Regions from separate parts of the Homo sapiens genome. Here region 2 is linked to region 1. A link is an interaction called in ENCODE POLR2A ChIA-PET data of the cell type or tissue named here. Cell type or tissue: OCI-LY7. All regions are shown on one strand. Links, peaks and the distances in the headings refer to the core of each region. The heading gives the core; the rest is flanking DNA. Region 1 overlaps OAS2 (2'-5'-oligoadenylate synthetase 2). Region 2 overlaps DDX54 (DEAD-box helicase 54).

What was found. ChIA-PET counts read pairs that join two places held together with the same protein. Peaks named below come from ENCODE experiments on the same cell type or tissue, not always from the same donor. Only the 100,000 strongest peaks of a DNase experiment are listed, where the experiment ranks them.
Region 2: POLR2A ChIA-PET joins it to region 1 with 8 read pairs; 4 of 35 experiments call an interaction of 5 or more read pairs at or near these places.

What each region holds. Positions count from the first base shown.
Region 1 is chr12:112,988,348-112,997,835 of GRCh38, forward strand. It overlaps OAS2 (2'-5'-oligoadenylate synthetase 2), which reads left to right. Exons shown (of 10, transcript NM_002535.3): 3 at 6,949-7,127; 4 at 9,173-9,408. Among named protein-coding and RNA genes, the nearest start is that of OAS2, 15 kb to the left of the region's middle. RefSeq lists an enhancer at 8,281-8,450. In OCI-LY7, for the core only: CTCF peaks have their summits at 4,624 (motif pointing left) and 4,825; a DNase peak (open chromatin) is centred at 4,684; H3K27ac peaks cover 1,109 bases.
Region 2 is chr12:113,167,948-113,177,435 of GRCh38, forward strand. It overlaps DDX54 (DEAD-box helicase 54), which reads right to left. Exons shown (of 20, transcript NM_024072.4): 6 at 9,105-9,146; 7 at 8,893-8,988; 8 at 7,089-7,210; 9 at 6,928-6,989; 10 at 6,693-6,824; 11 at 4,406-4,616; 12 at 1,823-1,957. Among named protein-coding and RNA genes, the nearest start is that of DDX54, 13 kb to the right of the region's middle. RefSeq lists an enhancer at 6,485-6,564. In OCI-LY7, for the core only: CTCF peaks have their summits at 6,619 (motif pointing left) and 6,819 (motif pointing right); DNase peaks (open chromatin) are centred at 4,904, 5,524, 6,614 and 7,144; H3K4me3 peaks cover 2,534 bases; H3K27ac peaks cover 5,000 bases.

The DNA.
Region 1 (9,488 bases), core at 1,853-6,852:
GTGGAAGAAGATTTATGGACAGGAAAAGGAAAATGATGTACTGAAAATGAAAGTGAGGTACAGAAACAGCCAGACTGGTTATAGCTCAGCATTGGCCTTATTTGAACGAGATTTGAACAGTTGGCCACCTTTGATTGGCCGAAACTCAGTGATTGGCACAAGAGTAGGTTGCAGTCTGTTTACACATCCTTTTAGGTTATAGTTCACCATGTACAGAGAAATTTTAGGCCAAACTTAAAATATGTAAGGAGGCAGCTTTAGGCTAAACTTGATTTAACAGCACCAATACCCCCTACCTTTAGTGAGCACATCTGCACATTCCAATTTTAATGACAGCTCCTTAGAATTTCTTATCAACGAAGACACTAACAAAGAATGGCGCATTCCTCCTTCTCCTTTCTGAGGATGCCCTACCCTGTAACAAAGTCGTTTCTAATAAATTTGCTTCTTTCACCATACTCTGTACCTGCCTTGAATTCTTTCCTGCATGAGATCCAAGAACCCTCTCTTGGGATCTGAATCAGGACCCTCTTTTCCAGCAACGCTATCACCTGTAAACCAAAAGTATCTGAGACAGGTCTCAATCTATTTAGAAAGTATATTTGCCAAGGTGAAGGATGTACCCATGACACAGCCTCAGGAAGTTCTGATGACATGTACCCAAAGTGCTCAGGGTACAGCTTGGTTGTATACGTGGTATGGTTTGGCTGTGTCCCCACCAAATCTCATCTTGAATTGTAGCTCCCACAATTTCCACATGTCATGGGAGGGACCCAGTGGGAGGTAATTGAATCATGGAGGCAGGTATTTCCCATGCTGTTCTCATGATAATGAATAAATCTCACGAGATCTGATGGTGTCATAAAGGGGAGTTCCCCTGCACAAGCTCTCTCTGGCCTCCCACCATGTAACATGTCCCTTGCTCTTCCACCATGATTGTGAGGCCTCCCCAACCATGTGGAACTGTGAGTCAATCAAACCTCTTTCCTTTATAAACTACTCAGTCTCAGGTATGTCTTTATTAACAGCATGAGAACAGACTAATACAATACATTTTAGGGAGACATGAGACATCAATCAATGCAGGTAAGATGTACATTGGTTTGGTTTGGAAAGGCAGGACAACTCAAAGTGGGGGCTTCCAGGTCATTGGTAGATTTAAAGATTTTCTGATTGGCAATTGATGGAAAGAGTTATCATCAATAGAAGGGAATGTCTGGGTTATGATGATAAAGGGTTGTGGAGACCAAAGTTTTATCATGCAGCTGAAAACTCCAGGTAGCAGACTTCAGAGAGAATAGATTGTAAATGTTTCTTATCAGACAAGAGCCTGTTCTATCACTAATTCCAAAAGAGAGGGAGGTATCATGAGGCATGTCCAGCTCCTCCTTCCCATCATGGCCTGAACTGGTTTTTCAGGTCAACTTTGGAATGCCTTTGCTGAGAGGAGAGGTCCATTCAGATGACTGGGGGTGCTTAGAATTTTGTTTTTGGTTTATATACCTAAGCCAGGATTGTATCTCCAGCTCCCCCACCTCCTCACTCACAGCCCATCACTAAGTCCTGCCAGTTCTGCCTAACTTGCTCCTAAATCTGCATCATTTCTCTCCCTTCCCACTGCTACTTCCCTAGTCAACGTCACCACCAGGGATGGGGCAATGGCTTCCTAATTGTCTCCCTGCCTCCTGTCTCACTCCACCCTGCAGCTGGTGCTCTCTTTCCATGCACAAATATTGTGTCACACACTCTGCCTCTAATGGCTTTTCACTGCATTTAGGAAGTTGACCAAAAAGGCCAAACTCTGTAAAATATTTTAAGAGGTTTTTTCTGAGCCAAATATGAGGACCATGACCTGTGACACAATCTCAGTAGTTCCTGAGAACGTGTGCCCCAGGTGATTAGGTTACAGCTTGATTTGTATACATTTTAGGGGGACAGAATTTACAGGCAGAAACGTAAATCAGTACACATAAGATGTGCATTGATTCAGCCTGGAAAGGCAAAATGTCTCAAAGCAGGGTCTTCCAGGTCATAGATGGTTATAAAGATTTCCTGATTAGCAGTTAGTTGAAGGAGTTCAGCTTAAGAAAAGGGGAGTTGTGGAAGACAAGGTTCTTATTATGTAGATGAAGCCTCCAGGTAGCAGGCTTCAAGGAGAATAGGTGGTAAATGTCCCTTATCAGACCTTAAAGATGTCAGACGATTAGTTAAAATCTCTCCTGAATCAGGAAAAGATCTGGAAGGGGAAGGGGATTCTCCACAGAATGTGAATTTTTCCACAGGACACAGCTTTGCAGGGCCATTCCAATATATGTCAAAGAAATATATTTTGGGGTAAAATACTTTTGATTTCCTTTAGGGCCTGTTATCTGTCAGGTGATGCCAGAGTTAGGCTGGAATTTGGTGTCATACTGCTACAAAGAGTCTGTTCTGTCAGTCTTGGGGTCTCTATTTTAATGTTAGTGTTTGTCGATTGTGCCTGAATTCCAAAGGGAGGAGGGTATAATGAGGTGTCTGAGCTCCCCCTTCCCATCATGACCTGAGCTAGTTTTTCAGGTTTCTTTGGGGGTTCCCCTTGGCCAAGAGAGGGGTTCATTCAGTAGGTTGGGAAGGCTTAGAATTTTATTTTTGGTTTACAAGGATAAGGATCAAACTCCTCAGCAGGACAGGACTTTGATGATCTGGCAGCCCCTACTTACTTACCTCTCCAGCTGTACCACTCACCACCAACTAACTCTCTATGCTTCAGCCACTCTGGCCTTCCCTGAGCTCCTCAAACCCACATGATGCTAGCTCAACTTGAGACTTTGGCCTATACTGTTCCTTTGCCTGGAATATACTTCCCCCAGCCTTTTATTTTTGGATAACTCCAACTCATCCTTTAAGTCCTCTGGCTCTCTATGTCTGGGTTAGATCCACTTTCCACATGCTCCAGTAGCAATTTGTGCTGTCTGAATCATGGGATTTATCACTTTGCAAACCCCAACTATCTGAGACAGGTCTCAGTTAGTTTAGAAAGTTTATTTTGCCAAGGTTGAGGATGCGCACCCGTAACACAGCCTCAGGAAGTCCTGATGACATGTGCCCAAGGCGCTCAGAGCACAGTTTGCTTTTGTACGTTTTAGGGAGACCTGAGACATCAATCAACATATGTAAGGTGAACAATGGTTCACTCCGGAAAGGCGGGACAACTCGAAGCAAAGTGGGACAATTCAAAGTGGGGAGAGGGCTTCCAGATCATAGGTAGATAAGAGACCAATGGTTGCATTCCTCTGAGTTTCTGATTAACCTCTTCCAAAGGAGGCAATCAAATACACATTTATCTCAGCAGAGGGATGACTTTGAATAGAATGGGAGGCAGGTTTGTCCTGAGAAGTTCCCAGCTTGACTTTTCCCTTTAACCGAGTGATTTTGGGGCCCCAAGATTTATTTTCCTTTCACAACTTATATGGAAATAATGTATTTAGCTTTCTCCTCTCCTAGACTATAAGCTCCATGAGGACAGGTATCATGAGTATCTTGTTCTTCTATGGTCTCTAGTACAATGTTCATTATTAATAATAGTTGTTGGTTGGATGGATGGATGGAGCATGATGGATAAATGGATGGAAGGTAAATGGATGGAAAAATGAATGTAGATGGATGGATGGATAGATAGATATTAAATATATGTATATATTTATGGATGAGGTAGATAGATGGATAGTCTCAAGCACAAAGTCTCAAGTACAGGTGCACATATAATCACAAACTTAAATAATTCCAGGCTGGGCACAGTGGTTCTTGCCTATAATCCCAGCGCTTTGGGAGGCTGAGGCAAGAGGATTACTTGAGGCCAGGAGTTTAAGACCAGCCTGGGCAACATAGTGAAACCCCATCTCTACAAAAGAATTAAAAATTAGATGTGGTGGCATGCAGCTGTATTCCTAACTACTGGGGAGACTGAGGCAGGAGGATCACTTGAGCACAGGAGTTCAAGGTTGCAGTGAGCTATTATTACACCACTATACTCCAGCCTGGACAACGGAGCAAGATCTTGTCAAAAGAAAAAAAAAAAAGAAAGAAAGAAAAGAAAAGGGGAGGGGAGGGGAAGAGAGGGGAGGGGAAGGGAAAATTCCCAAGCTGAAACTTAAGCCATCATTAAACAAATGGGGAAACAGAAAAGCCCAGGTCTTCTAAGCCCATGGCCAGAGTACCTTCCATCACCTATAGTTTTAAGGAATTTCTGGGTTACCAGGAACCATGAAGAACAATTAGCCCAGGCATCACTGATAAGGAGGAGACATACAGACATCCTGATAACTCACATTCACAGAAAGGTGGCCTGGCTTGGGGAAACATGTACCAGTTTGGGAGGTTGGCAGTTCTGAGTTCTTATCCTGGTCCTACTACTCACTTATGCCTGCCAGCTGTACAGTCAGACTAGAAACTAGATTCCAGGGCCATTAGGATGCTCAGGGTTGGGGGTGGGGGCCTGCTTCAAACAAGGGCTGGAGTCAAGGAGGGAGACAGGTGCATCATAATTCTCATAGGAAAGTCCTCTCTTCCTGTTCCAAGTGCCATGCTGGGAGACCTGGCCAGAGCGCCCTCTACTGGGTTCACCCCATCATGCAAGGATGGTGTGAGAATGAGAAATAAACTCTTCCCCACATGTGCTACCCAGAAGCTGCCACTAGATGGTGGTAAAGCTGCACATTCCAAATTATTATAAGCTCCTTTTTCTGCAAGGAAACACAGGGTCACTTTCTGAGAAAAGCAACCTACAGGGGAATTGGTAACTTGCTTTTCGTTTTGTTTTGTTTTTTAAACTAAATATTAGCCTAACTAATCTGGCCTATTTTTACACCAGGTCCAGGCTGGCTGTCTCCAATTCTGCATCTCTTTCCACCACTGTGTGCCACTACAACTCTCCCCCTAGGGCCTTTGACCCAAAGCAAGAAGTACCTATTTACTTGACTGGCTGGTATTTCCATTATCCTCATCTGTAAATTAGTAATTGCAATTGCACTTGCCAGCTAAGAGTTTTGTGAGGCTTGTATGTTTCACTGTACATAAAAGGCTTAGAGTAAACACACCATAAACGTTAGCTATTTATTATCATTATGGGGGAAGATAGAATGCTCTTTCCGTCAACCTCCCTGCATGCCAAGTGCCCAGAACCATGCCTAGGGAGTCAGTAAATATCCACTGGGGTGTATGAAAGGAACAAGCTAGCTGCTTTCTCCTGGTTTCTTATCTAAATGTGTTTATGGGCCAGGGAGCTGGCTCACGTCTGTAATTCCAACACTTTGGAAGGCCAAGGTGGGAGGATCACTTGAGGCCAGGAGTTCAAGACCAGCCTGGGCAACAGGCTTTTTTTTTTCTCCAAAAAAAAAGCCAAACATGGTGGCACACGCCTGTGGTCCCAGGTACTCAGAAGGCTGAGGCAGGAGGATCACTTGAGCCTTGAAATATATTTGAGGGTACAGTGAGCTATGATTGTGCCATTGCAGTCCAGCCTGAGCGACAGAGAAGACTCTGTCTCTAAAAGTAAGAATAATGATGAAACAAACTCAGTAGTCCTATAGACCATTTTTTGTTTGTTTTTGTTTCTATTTGTTTGGTTGTTTTTTTGTGGGGGGGGGAGGGTTGTTTTGTTTTTTAATGAACATAGAAATTGACCCTTCTGATCTTAAAGCTTGAAACTTACATTTGTTTTATCTAAGTTCCTTCCTCAGAAAAGGAACCTCAGACCTCTCAAAAAGTATCAAAGAACTGAAACTCACCAGTCACTGCATCCAGACAATGGGATGTCAAATCCCTTATTCCTCATGATTACCTCCTTACCCCTCCCTAATTCCCGTTTTCCCACACATAGTTACATTTCTTCCCTGCTATATAGAACCCTAACTTTAGTCTGTCAGGGAGAAGGATTTGAGACTGATCTCCCATCTCCTCAGCTGCAGCACCTGATTAAAGCCTTCTTCTTGGCAACACTTGTTTCCGCCATTGGCTTTCTATGTGGTGAGCAGCAGGACCTAGACTGAACCCCTGGTGTTTCAGTAACAGTAATCAATCAATAAATGTGTTTATTTTATTTTTATTTTTATTTTGAGACAAAGTCTCACTCTGTCACCCAGGCTGGAGTGCAGTGGTGCAATTATGGCCCAGTGCAACATCCACCTCTCGGGGTCAAGGAGTTCGCATGCCTTAGCCTCCTGAGTAGCTGGGATTACAGGCACCTGCCACCACGCCCAGCTAATTTTTGTATTTTTAGTACAGACGGGGTTTCATCATGTTGGCCAGGCTGGTCTCAAACTCCTGGCCTCAGGTGATCCGCCTGCCTCAGACTCCCAAAGTGCTGGGATTACAGGCATGAGCCACCGTGCCTGGCTAAATAAATGTGTTTATAAACAGTGGAACTCAGCTAGCAAGAATGGAAACCCATTGATTAAACCAGCCCCTGTCCCCAGACCTCCAGGGCCCTGCTGCCACCTTGCCTGCCTCCTCAAAGTCCCTGTACCCTGACATTCTGAAGTAAAATATTCACAGGATGGACTCAATGACAGAATATATTGCATGTAAAATATAAACTTTCCTTTCTTCCAGATGTATGCTAACTATGCCAACACAAACAATTTTTTAAAGAACCCACTTGCTCCCTACTAATTTGGATAATTCCCTTTCTCGTTTATAATTCCATCTCTTGTCCCTCCATTAGGTTCTGCTGATCTTGTCTTGGGTTAACACCATACTGTTTTCATTACAGTCAGTTTAGACTACACTTTATTATCTAATGGGCCAAGTCACCCTTCCCTACTATGTTTTATGTAAAGGTACCTGTCCTCTGACCGATTAAGCAAGAGTCGTGTGCTATCAAACTATAACTGACCTTCATTGTAGAGCAACCCTGGCTCTCTAAAACCAGGTTACATAAATAACAACGTTCCAATTTCTGTTTCACATCAGGCTTAAATGATAATCCCAGCCCCTGGATCTATCGAGAGCTCAAAAGATCCTTGGATAAGACAAATGCCAGTCCTGGTGAGTTTGCAGTCTGCTTCACTGAACTCCAGCAGAAGTTTTTTGACAACCGTCCTGGAAAACTAAAGGATTTGATCCTCTTGATAAAGCACTGGCATCAACAGGTAATTTTCCAACTGTCTATATATGGTTATCATTCATTTCCTTTTTATCGAGATAATTGACATCCAGTAAAGTGCAACAATCTTAGGTATACAGCTCAACGCATTTTTTACAATCTTACCAGCAACACCCAAATCAACATAGGGAACGTTTCGTGTACCCCAGAAGGTGCCTCAAGCCCATTGTCCCCCTAGTAATCCTCCCAAACAAACCCCTATTCTAACATCTATTACCACCGCAGATTAGTTTTGCTTGATTTTAAACAAACAATGTAAGTGGGATTATATGGTACATACTTCATGTCTGCCTTCTTTGGCTCAACGGGATGTCTGAGAGACTCATTCATATGGTTGCAGGGTCTTGCTCTGCTGCCCAGGCTGGAGTGCAGTGGTGGGATCTTGGCTCACTGCAACCTGTCTCCTGGGCTCAAGCAATCCTCCCATCTCAGCCTCCCAAGTAGCTGGAACTACAGGAGTGTGCCACCATACCTGGCTAATTTTTGTATTTTTTGTAGAGATGAGGTTTCACCATGTTGCCCAGGCTGGTCTTGAACTCCTGGGCTCAAGCTATGTGCCCACCTCAGCCTCCCAAAGTGTTGGGATTACAGACATGAGCCATGGCACCCAGCCATAGTAGCACTTTTTTTCATTGTTTTCCCATATTCAATTGTATTAATGTAACACACATTTATCCATTCTGCTGCTTTGGGTCATTTTCAAATTGGGGCAATTTTCAAATAGATGATTGGGTCATTTTCAAATTGGGGCAATTATGAATTAGGTTACTATGGGTATTTCCCTACATGTCTTTTTGTGAATGTAAGCATTCATTTCTCTTGGATAAATATGTAGCAGTAGAATTGCTGGGCTATCCAGTGCACATATATGAATGTTGTGTACATATATGCGTGTAAATATATAAAATATATATGTAGTTTGTTTTTTTGTTTAACCATAGCAAATCTTGCCGAATCATTTCCAAAATCTTACCAAATTATACTCCCATCAGCAAGATGTGAGTTTCAGGCATATTCTCAAACCCAACTGGGGATCTGCCCACCCAGCGCAGCAAAGCCAAACAGACTTTGGGATTGCAGTGAGAGAGTGAAGCATTTATTGCAGGGAGCCAAGCAGGGAGAATTGGGCAGCTCATGTTTAAGAGCCGAACTCCCCGATGGCTTACAGGTAAGGGTTTTAAAGGTGAGGGGACAGAGGTTACAGGCAAAGCCATAAATCAACACATGGAGGCTGTACATTGGTTTGACCTAAAAAGGTGGGACGTCTCCAAGCAGGAGGGAGGAGGAGGATGGGTGGCGCTGGTCACAGGATTCAAAGACTTTCCAATTTGTGATGGGTGAAATGGGCGAAGCTTTATCTAAAAATTTCAGATCAGCAGAAGGGAACGTTAGCTCTGGCTCGTAGGTGTGACCTCCTCCAAAACCCTCAGGAAGAAATTTAGAACAAAGAACGAGGTCAGGGTTCAATCCTCAGTTTCCCCTCATCTGAGGTCTACCTGCCAGTGGATTTGCTTGGTGGGGGCCTGAGTTTCTGAAAATCAACTCAGGGACATATGCTAAGATGTTATCTTTAGTTTCTATAGGGAACAAAACATCTTTTGACTCTAACTTCCTTGGCTACTGTTTTAAGTGACTATTACCTTCTTTTTTGTTGTTTTTGTTTTATTGGGTTTTTTTTCACTGCTCCTGTAGACCCTGAACTACTGTATTTTTGCTTATCGAGTTGCTCATTGACTTTTCAAGGCTAGTAAGGTGCCTGGAATTTCCCTCGAAAGAACTCCAGATTTTCCTTTATTTTCATGCTTGTGGGATGGGAGCAGTGGGTGGCCTGCAGACACCTAAGAGAGGTCCCTGCTCCATCCCAGTTGTTCCACATCTTTGTCAAGACTTGGTATTGTCAGTCCACTGAACTGTAGGCATTCTAGCAAAGGACAATGACTTCCTGTAGACCTCTGGTTTCTTGATTTCAGATCCCTGACATGGTAAGAACTAGATCCCCCAATGAGCTGCTACCCTTTCCTTATCCCACAGTGCCAGAAAAAAATCAAGGATTTACCCTCGCTGTCTCCGTATGCCCTGGAGCTGCTTACGGTGTATGCCTGGGAACAGGGGTGCAGAAAAGACAACTTTGACATTGCTGAAGGCGTCAGAACCGTACTGGAGCTGATCAAATGCCAGGAGAAGCTGTGTATCTATTGGATGGTCAACTACAACTTTGAAGATGAGACCATCAGGAACATCCTGCTGCACCAGCTCCAATCAGCGAGGTGCCAAGCTTCTCACACCCTATCCCTGTACCTCATCATCCGCATGCCAGGCATACCTCTTTGGAATGAGATCTCAGCCT
Region 2 (9,488 bases), core at 2,407-7,406, 180 kb after region 1:
ACCTCCCTCCCTTGGCCCTTGCACTCTCAGCTTTGCCCCCAGGAAAATGCTTTGAAATGCCCTTTAGGCGCCCCTTCCAATTCACCCCTGCGTGGCGCCCGACTGAGGCCTCCACCTCCAGTGACTGCACAGGCCGCCCCCCACCCCGGCCAGGCCCCGCAGCCCTTTCCTGTGCCCTTGCATCTGACCCCAGACTTTCTGCTATGGTGTCTGCTTTCCAGCCGCCTCCAGGCATGGGCTGGGACACTGCAGGGCCACATGGTCACCTGAGGGGGCCGTGGCCTGGACAGAGACCACCACTGGCAGCCAAGAGTGAACAGCCGAGGCAGAGGGGGCCCGGAGCTCTGAGGGCTGCGCTCTCTGCTGACCACTGGCTAGGCTGTCCGGAGGAAGCCGCCTCAGCTCTCTGAGCTTGAGTCTTGGGCCTCTGGGGGGGCCTGAATCTCAGCTCCCCACCTCCCTGCTGTGTGCATGCGGGTAGGCCTGTCAGAGCCGTTCTCTCATCTGTGAAGCAGAGGTGATGACAGCCCTCCCTCTAGCACAGATGGACAAATGAGACAAGATGTGTCCAGGGCCCGGGAACCAGCAGGACTGCAGGTGGAGGCCCATAGTTGGAGGCCCACAGATGGAGGCCATGGTGATTGCTATTGTCTGTCCCATGCATTCCCATTCTAGGATGTATACAGAAATGTCCTGTGGGCGGCTGGGCACAGTGGCTCACGCCTGTAATTCCAGCACTTTGGGAGGCCGAGGCGGGCAGATCACCTGAGATCAGAAGTTCAAGACCAGCGTGGCCAACATGGTGAAACCCTGTCTCTACTAAAAATACAAAATTAGCTGGGCGTGGTTGTGTGTGCCTGCAGTCCCAGCTACTCGGGAGGCTGAGGCAGGAGAATCGCTTGAACCCAGGATGCGGAGGTTGTGGTGAGCCAAGATTGCACCACTGCACTCCAGCCTGGGCAACAAGAGCGAAACTCTGTCTCAATAAATAAATTAAAAATGTCCTGTGGGCTTGGTCTGAATGAGCCTCAGCCTCTCTTTCCCTCCGCTGCGCTCCCCTGAAAACTCATCAAGTATAGGGTCACACACTAGATGCCTGCAGGGGCTGGGCAGGCCACACTGACAGGAAGGGGAGGCAGGCAGGGGCTGCAGGGGACCAGGAAGCCTGTCTAATGGGGGTGCCACAGCTTAGCACCCAGATCCAACTGTTTCCCAGTAGATACCAGAAATCTGGATTGTTGTGGGAAATCCTGAGTTTAAAATAGAGGGATTAGCCAGGCATAGTGGCTTGCTTGAGCCCAGGAGTTGGAAGTTGCAGCGAGCCATGATCGCACCACTGCACTCCAGCCTGAGCAAGAGTAAGACCCCGTCTCGTTAAAAAATAGAAGGAATCAGCCGGGCGCAGTGACTCACACCTGTAATCCCAGCACTTTGGGAGGTGGGCGAATCACTTGAGGTCAGGAGTTCGAGATCAGCCTGGCCAACATGGTGAAACCTTGTCTCTACTAAAAATACAATAAAAAATTTGCCAGGCGTGGTGGCGGGCATCTATAGTCCCAGCTACTCGGGAGGCTGAGGCAAGAGAATGGCTTGAACCTGGGAGGCAGAGGTTGCTGTGAGCCAAGATCACACCACTGCACCCCAGCCTGGGCAACAGAGCGAGGCTCTGTCTCAAAAAATAAACAAAACAAATAAAATACAATAAAATAAATAAAAGGAATCATCTTCTGCTGGGGTCAAACCCAGCCCTACCTCCTCCCACAGCCAAAACAGGGCCCATGAACTCCACGGGGACCCCTATCCCCACCCAGCCTCCACTCACCTGAGGGCTCCTTGAGGGGTCGGGCGAGGGTGAGGGAGCGGCCCAGGAACAGGTGCAGATCCAGCAGGTAGGGGATTTCATCAGGGGCCACCAAGGAGTAGGCTGTGCCACTTCGGCCAGCCCGAGCCACACGGCCTGCAGCAAGGAGACGTTCAAGCTTAATTAAGCAAAGAAGGACCCGGACCCAGCATGAGTTCCACAGGCCAGACCCTGAGCAGGTGAGCCTGGCCAAGCCTCGAACCTCACACGGCTGCTGTCCCCACCTACGCACAGGGAAGTTTAATCCCGGTCCCTAGGTTGATCTGTGAGAGTGTGCCCAAGCTGACACAGTGCTCTGGGAGACTAGCAAAAATACAGCAAGGCCCTGCTCATGAGCATGATCAAAACTCTTCAGTGTCCCCACTTTTGAGAATTCCCCGCAAAGATGTAAAGATTCACACACAAGGAGGTTTAGTGTGGCCCTGACTAGGACAGCCCCAAGTTGGAAACTAAAGTCTCAAGGGTAGAGGACTAGATAAGTGAATTAGCTGATGGCCACACAGTGGGAATTAAACAGCTCAGGAAAAGAGTGGGCAAACTGCAGCCTACAGGGCCAGGCTGGTGGCTCACGCCTGTAATCACAGCACTTTGAGGGGCTGAGGTGGGAGAATCACTTGAGGCCAGGAGTTCGAGAACAGCCTGGGCAAAATAGCAAGACCCCATGTCTACAAAAAACGAAAATTAGCCAGATGTGATGGTGTGTGCCTGTAGCCCTAAGTACTTGGGAGGCTGAGCTGGGAGGATTGCTTGAATCTGGGAGTTCAAGCTTACAGTGAGCTATGATCATGCCACAGCACTAGAGCCCAAGCAACAGAGTGAGATCCCGGCCCCCTGCTTGTCTGTGTAAATAAAGATTTATTGGAACACAGCCACACTCATTTGTTTATATATTATCTATATAAATGAATAGGCAGCAGTCACACGACAGCAGCAGAGATGAACAGTTATGACAGAGACAGTATGGTCCACAAAGCCTAACGTTTCATGTCTAGCCCCTTACAGAAAAGATGTGCCAACCCATCACAGAATGACATTTCATAGTAAACGAAAAACATTCGTGATGTATGGTGATGTAAAAAGAAAAAAACAAAAAGCCAGTTATAAAAAAGAACACCCAATATGATTGCAATTTTGCATGAAGTACCTAAATCACTACATAGCATTATATTTTGGTTTGTCTCTGTATCTTGGGAAAACAAGGTGTTATGACATTTGGAGATTTCATTTGAGGTTGTCTGACCGGCACTGTTGGTCTTGTGAGGCACAAGAAATTCCCTTTGGGGGCGTCCTGGGGACCTCCCTAGGGACATGCAGAACCAGCTCTCCACACAGCAACAGAAACTAGGGGACAGCAGACAGCAACAAGGGGGAAGTGCACCCACCACATGACACTTATGAATTAAAAGAAGGCAAAGAAAGTAGAATAACAGTTACCAGGGGCTGCGGGAGGGGAATAAGGAGATTTTGTCTGACGGATAGAGCTTCAATTTTGCAAGATGGAAAAGTTCTGGGGCCAAGCATGGTGGCTCACGCCTGTAATCACAGCACTTTGGGAGGCTGAGGCAGATGCATCACTTGAGGTTAGGAGTTCAAGACCACCTTGGCCAACATGGTGAAACCCCTGTCTCTACTAAAAACACAAAAAATTAGCTGGGCCTGGTGGCGAGCACCTGTAATCCCAGCTACTCGGGAGGCTGATGCAAGAGAATAGCTAGAACCTGGGAGGTGAAGGTTGCAGTGAGCCGAGATCACACCCCTGCACTCCAGCCTGGGGTACAAAGCAAGACTCTCAAAAAAAAAAAAAAAAGTTTTGGGGACAGATGGTGGTGACAGTTGCACAATGGGAACAGACTCAATGCCACTCCACTGCACACTGGGAAATGGCAAAATGCTGAATTGCATGCTATGTCTACTTTACCACAACTTAAAATAGAAACATCAGAAGAATGGACACACACCAAAATGACGGCCATGTCATCAGAGAGCAATGGGGGACAGTGATCTCTGAAATGAGACCACAGCTGTTCCGTGACTTACGAAGGGCTGCGTCTCAATAAACCCAATAGCCGTCAAAAACACACGCACGGCACCTAACCCACTAAACATCGCAGCTCAGCCAGCCTGCCTTGAGCATGCTCCAAATACTTCCATTAGCCTACCCTTGGGCAAAATCATCCCACACATAGCCGATTTTAAAATAAAGTGTTGAGTATCTCATGTAACTTATTGAATACTGTACTGAAAGAAAAAAATAGAACAGCTGTATGGGTGCTATTGTAAAGTCAAAAAAACCATAAGCTGAATAATTGGGTTGTTTTTTTTTTTTGGTTTTTTTGAGACAAGATCTTGCTCCGTCACCCAGGCTGGATCGCAGTGGCACGATCGCGAGTTTGAGACCAGCTTAAGCAATATAGCGAGGCTCTGTCTCTAAAACAAGGCCCACAGCCACCCCATGTGCAGTGTCAAGAGTTAAGCCTTGTACCCTCGGCTTCTGCCAGGATCCGGCACCCCTGCCTGCCCCAGGGCCAGCCACGGGCTGCTTACCCACGCGGTGCAGGAAGAGTTTGCCCTTGGCGGGGAAGCTGTAGTTGATGACATTGTCCAGCAGCGGGATGTCCAGGCCTCGGGCGGCCAGGTCAGTCACAATGAGAGTGGAGCACTTGCCAAGCGTGAATTTGGCGAGATTGATCTTGCGGGCTGTCGGGTCTAGGGCACTGTAGATGTGGGCGCAGCTCACCCGCTGGGTCGTCAGCAGCTGCTCAGAGCAAAGATGGTAGCAAAGTGAGAAGGAGACTTGGAGGAGAAAGGAAAGGAAGCCAGACCATGGCGGGGGACGGGCACTGAGGTGCAGAGACAAGACCACGGGTTCTGGAGTCTGGCACCCTTGGTCTGAATCCCAGCTTGCTGGGTGATGCCAGTTTGGGGAGGAATGGAGCTTACAACACCTCCCACCTCTCTGCAGGGTTGTCTGAGGATCAGAGATGATGTGTGCAGAGGGCCCTCTCAGGGAAGCTGCAAATGCCACCTCAGTGCACAAGCCTTATCCGGATTCTGCTACAAACAAGCTGTGTGACCTTGGGCAAGTTACCAAACTTTTCTATGCCTCATTTTCCTCATCTGTACGAATAACTGCCCCTTCTTTGTGCCTTATTATGAGGATCACATGAGTCAGTATATACAGTGCTGAGAACAGAGTCTCAACATGGAACACTCATGAGAGTGCTAGCTGTTCTTTACAGATTACTATTTAAACTGGGCATGGTGGCTCACGCCTGTAATCCAGCATTTCGGGAAACCAAGGCTGGAAAATCACTTGAGACCAGAAACTCGAGACTAGCCTGGGTAACACAGCAAGACACCATCTCTACAAAAAAAATTAAAATAAATAAAAAATGAGCTGGCATGGTCAGGCATGACTTGTGCCTACAGTCCCAGGTACTTCGGAGGCTGAGGTGGGTGGATCACTTGAGCCCAGGAGGCAGAGGTTGCAGTAAGCCATGATCATGCCATTGCACTCCAGCCTGGCCAAAGGAGCAAAACTCTCTCTAAAAAAACAACTGTTTAAAAATTACTATTTTGGTCTTATTCACTGGTGACCCCAGCAGCTGCACAGAGGGAGTGTTGTTAACTGTGTGTGGAGTAAGTGAAACCCAGTGAACCATGTCCTCAGATAACAGACCCAGGTGTAGCTGACAGGGAGGCAGGCACCAACGGAAAGGGGCCCCACTGCCTTCTGGGGCACAGCGACTCCCCAGGCTTTGACCCAGGCGGGGGTCACACAGGCATAACACATATGAAAAAAATCTTTGAGCCACTCACACATGCTAACAGCGCTTCACACAGCTTGCTACATGCAGGTCATGCCTCAATCTTAAGAAGTCAAACAAACCACATACTAAAAATCTACAGGAAAATAACAGGATGGCAGGGACAGGCTTCAAAATAACCCGGATGTAAGGGGAACTAACGGATGAAGGTCAAGACCAGCTATCAGCTGGTAACAGTTGTACCTAGATAACGAGTACCCGGGGTTCATCATATTATTTTCTGATCTTAGAATTGGTTTGAAATTTTCTCACAATAAAAAGTTTAGGCCAGGCGCTGTGGCTTACACCTGTAATCCCAGCACTTTAGGAGGCTGAGACGGGCAGATCATTTGAGGTCAGGAGTTCAAGACCCACCTGGCCAACACGGCAAAACCCCGTCTCCATGAGAAATACAAAAATTAGACAGGCATGGTGGCGCCTGAAGTCTCAGCTACTCAGGAGGATGAGGCAGGAGAATCACTTGAACCTGGGAGGTGGAGGTTGCAGTGAGCTGAGATCGTGCCACTGCACTCCAGCCTGGGCGACAGAGTGAGATACCATTTCCAAAAAAAAAAAAAAAGAAATGTTTTCATAATCCCAGTACTATAATCCCAGTACTATGGGAGGCCAAGGTGGGAGGATCACCTGAGCCCAGGAGTTCAAGACCAGCTTGGGCAACCGAGTGAGAACCTGTCTTTACAAAATATAAAAATAAGTAACAAGTTAGTTGGGCATGGTGACATGCGCCAGAAGTCCCAAGTACTCGGGAGGCTGAGGCGGGAGAATTGTTTGAGCCTGGAAGGTCAAGGCTGCAGTGAGCCACGATTGTGCCACTGCACTCTAGCCTGGATGGCAGAGCGAGGCTCCGTCTCAAAAAAATAAAAAATAAAAATAAAAATGACCATCTTGAGCCCAGGCCCAGGCTCCTGGTCCGCTCTCGTGCTGCCCTCTAGTGACTGCACAGGGAACTGCAGCTCCAAACTCCAGCTGAAGGAGGTGCTCCTCCCACTCAGGACCCTGCTCACCTCAGTGAGGTACTCGGCGTGGTGCTTCGTGGCCACAAACACCACGGTCTGGTCCTGGGGCCGCACCACGTTGTGCAGCAGGTGGAGCAGCACGGCAGCCTTGGTGTCCTCCCGCACGAGGAAGAAGGAGGTCTGTGGGGAGAGGGCATCACGTGTTGGCTTACGGGGTCCTGGCCCAGGGCCTGCAGGGCCCACCTGGACACAACCTCCTGGGATGGGACAGGTGCAGCCTCACCTTCAGCTGCTCGTTGAGCTTGGTATCCACGTCAAGCCGGATGAGCACGGGCTCCGTGAGGCCTGCAGGAGACATGGGGGAAAGTGGGGGAGTCGCAGAGGGACTGGCCCCCAGGCCCCAGCCTGACCCCCAGCCCCCATCTCCACCCCCAGCTCACGCACCAGCCCGGGCAAATTCCACCAGCAGTTTGGGCAGCGTGGCGGAGAACAGCACCGTCTGGTGGCCCCCGGGGAGGCGGGCGATGATCTCCTGCAGCTGCTCTGCGAAACCCATTTCAAAAAGCCTGGAAGGGTAGAGGGCAGGACTGGGTCAGAGGGGGCCTTCACTCCCTGGAGTTCCAACCGCAGCCATCCTTGTCCCCACAACTTCTGCAGTGTCCCAGGGCTTGCCTCACTCTAACTCAGCCCACTCACACTTATCACGTGACTTCATCCTAAACAACAATAACCTTGAAATCTGGAATCTGTCTTGGTCATGTTCTTACAAACTCATGCTGAAATAAATGACAGCAGCCCAGGCTGGCTGCAGAGGCTCACACCTGTAATCCCAGCACTTTGAGAGGCCAAGGCAGGAGGAGTTCAAGAACACCCTAGGCGAGATCCCATCTCTACAAAAATAAAAAATTAGCTGGGGCCGGGCGCAGTGGCTCAGGCCTGTAATCCCAAGCACTTTGGGAGGCCAAGGCGGGCGGATCATGAGGTCAGGAGATCGAGACCATCCTGGCTAACACAGTGAAACCCCGTCTCTATTAAAAATACAAAAAAATTAGCCGGGCGTGGTGGCGGGCGCCTGTAGTCCCAGCTACTCGAGAGGCTGAGGCAAGAGAATGGCGTGAACCCAGGAGGCGGAGCTTGCAGTGAGCCGACATCATGCCACTGAACTCCAGCCTGGGCAACAGAGTGAGACTCCGTCTCAAAAAAAAAAAAAAATTAGCTGGGCATGGTGGCGCATGCCTATATTCCCAGCTACTCAGGAGGCTGACATGGGAGGATCCCTTGAGCCTGGGAGGTCGAGGCTGCAGTGAGCCATCATCACACCACTGTACTCCAAACTGGGTGACAGAGCAAGACCCTGTCACCATCAATCAATCAATGATAGCAGTCCCTCCCCACTTCCCCCACATCCCCCTCCCCACTTCCCCCACAACCCCCTCCCCAACTCTGCCAGGGAGGGTTCCAAGTACTTTACAAGTATCAAGTCTTCTGGTCCTCACAACACCCCTGTGAGGTACGTGCTACTTTATCCCCATTTTGCAGTTGAAGCAGCCAAGGCCCAGAGATGTCCAGTGATTGCCCAAATTCACAGAGCTGAAGTCGCAGAGCTAGGACTTGATCCCACTCCTGTCTGGCTCCTGAGTCCATGCTCTCAACTTTGTGCTTTTAAAAAAATCTCTTTGAAATCCCATGTTAGGGGCCGGGTGCTGTGGCTCCCGCCTGTAATCCCAGCACTTTGGGAGGCCGAGGCGGGTGGATCACCTGAGGTCAGGAGTTTAAGACCAGCCTGGCCAATATGGTGAAATCCCATCTCTACTAAAAATACAAAATTAGCCAGGCGTGGTAGCGCGTACTTGTAACCCCAGCTACACAGGAGGCTAAGGCAGGAGAATCACTAGAACCCGGAAGGCGGAGGTTGAAATGAGCCAAGATCATACCATTGCACTCCAGCCTGGGTGACAGAGCAAGACTCTATCTCATAAATAAATAAATAAATAAATAAATCCCATGTTAGATGTCCTATTATTCATTTCAATACTCCTGAAATGCAAAATTATAAATATTGGTCAGAGAGCCCCAGAGATGAGCTCCAGCACCGCTTATGAGGAGGTCTGCAGCCCACATCTGGGAAGACACTGCTTCGATCTCAGCCACACAGGGCTCTCCTGGCAGAGCCTTCCTCTGGTTGACCTCTCTGCCTCTGCTTTCCCAGTTCAGACACAAGTGCTCAGGGCTGGACCTGCAGCCTTACCGGTCAGCTTCATCGAACACCACGTATTCCACACTCTGCAGCTTCAGGCTCATTTCCACAGCCACATGCACCAACCGTCCGGGCGTGGCAATAATTCTGGAAGAGGGTGCACAGGCCAGGTGACCCCAGGGCCAGGGCCACCACCACAGTTCTCTTACACCCCCACCACTAGGAAGGGATCTCAGGGAGTCATCCCCAATCCACAAACTCACATGTCGGGATTTTCGTGCAGGGCTGCAAACTGGTCTTCCATCCTAGAGAGGAGAGAAGGGGTTAGCTTGATAGAACAGGTCTCTTTGGTTTCCCTTCCCATAACCAAATGTCCAGGCAAGGCTGCACACCCCATCCCCAGGAACACAGACCCAAGGCTTGGAACTGAGGAAAGGCCAGTGCTGAGGTATGAGGCAAAGGCATTGCCCTGACAAGAGATACAAGCTGAAATATGCAAAAGAATGGTAACAACAGAGTTCCTCTGAAGAGATGGGCTCAACTACAGACCTCAATTCACTCCTTCTGTTGTTCCAGATAGCAACAAAGCTGCCTTCCACCCACAGTGCCCCCAGCAACTAACCCCAGAACTACCAGCCCCAACTAGA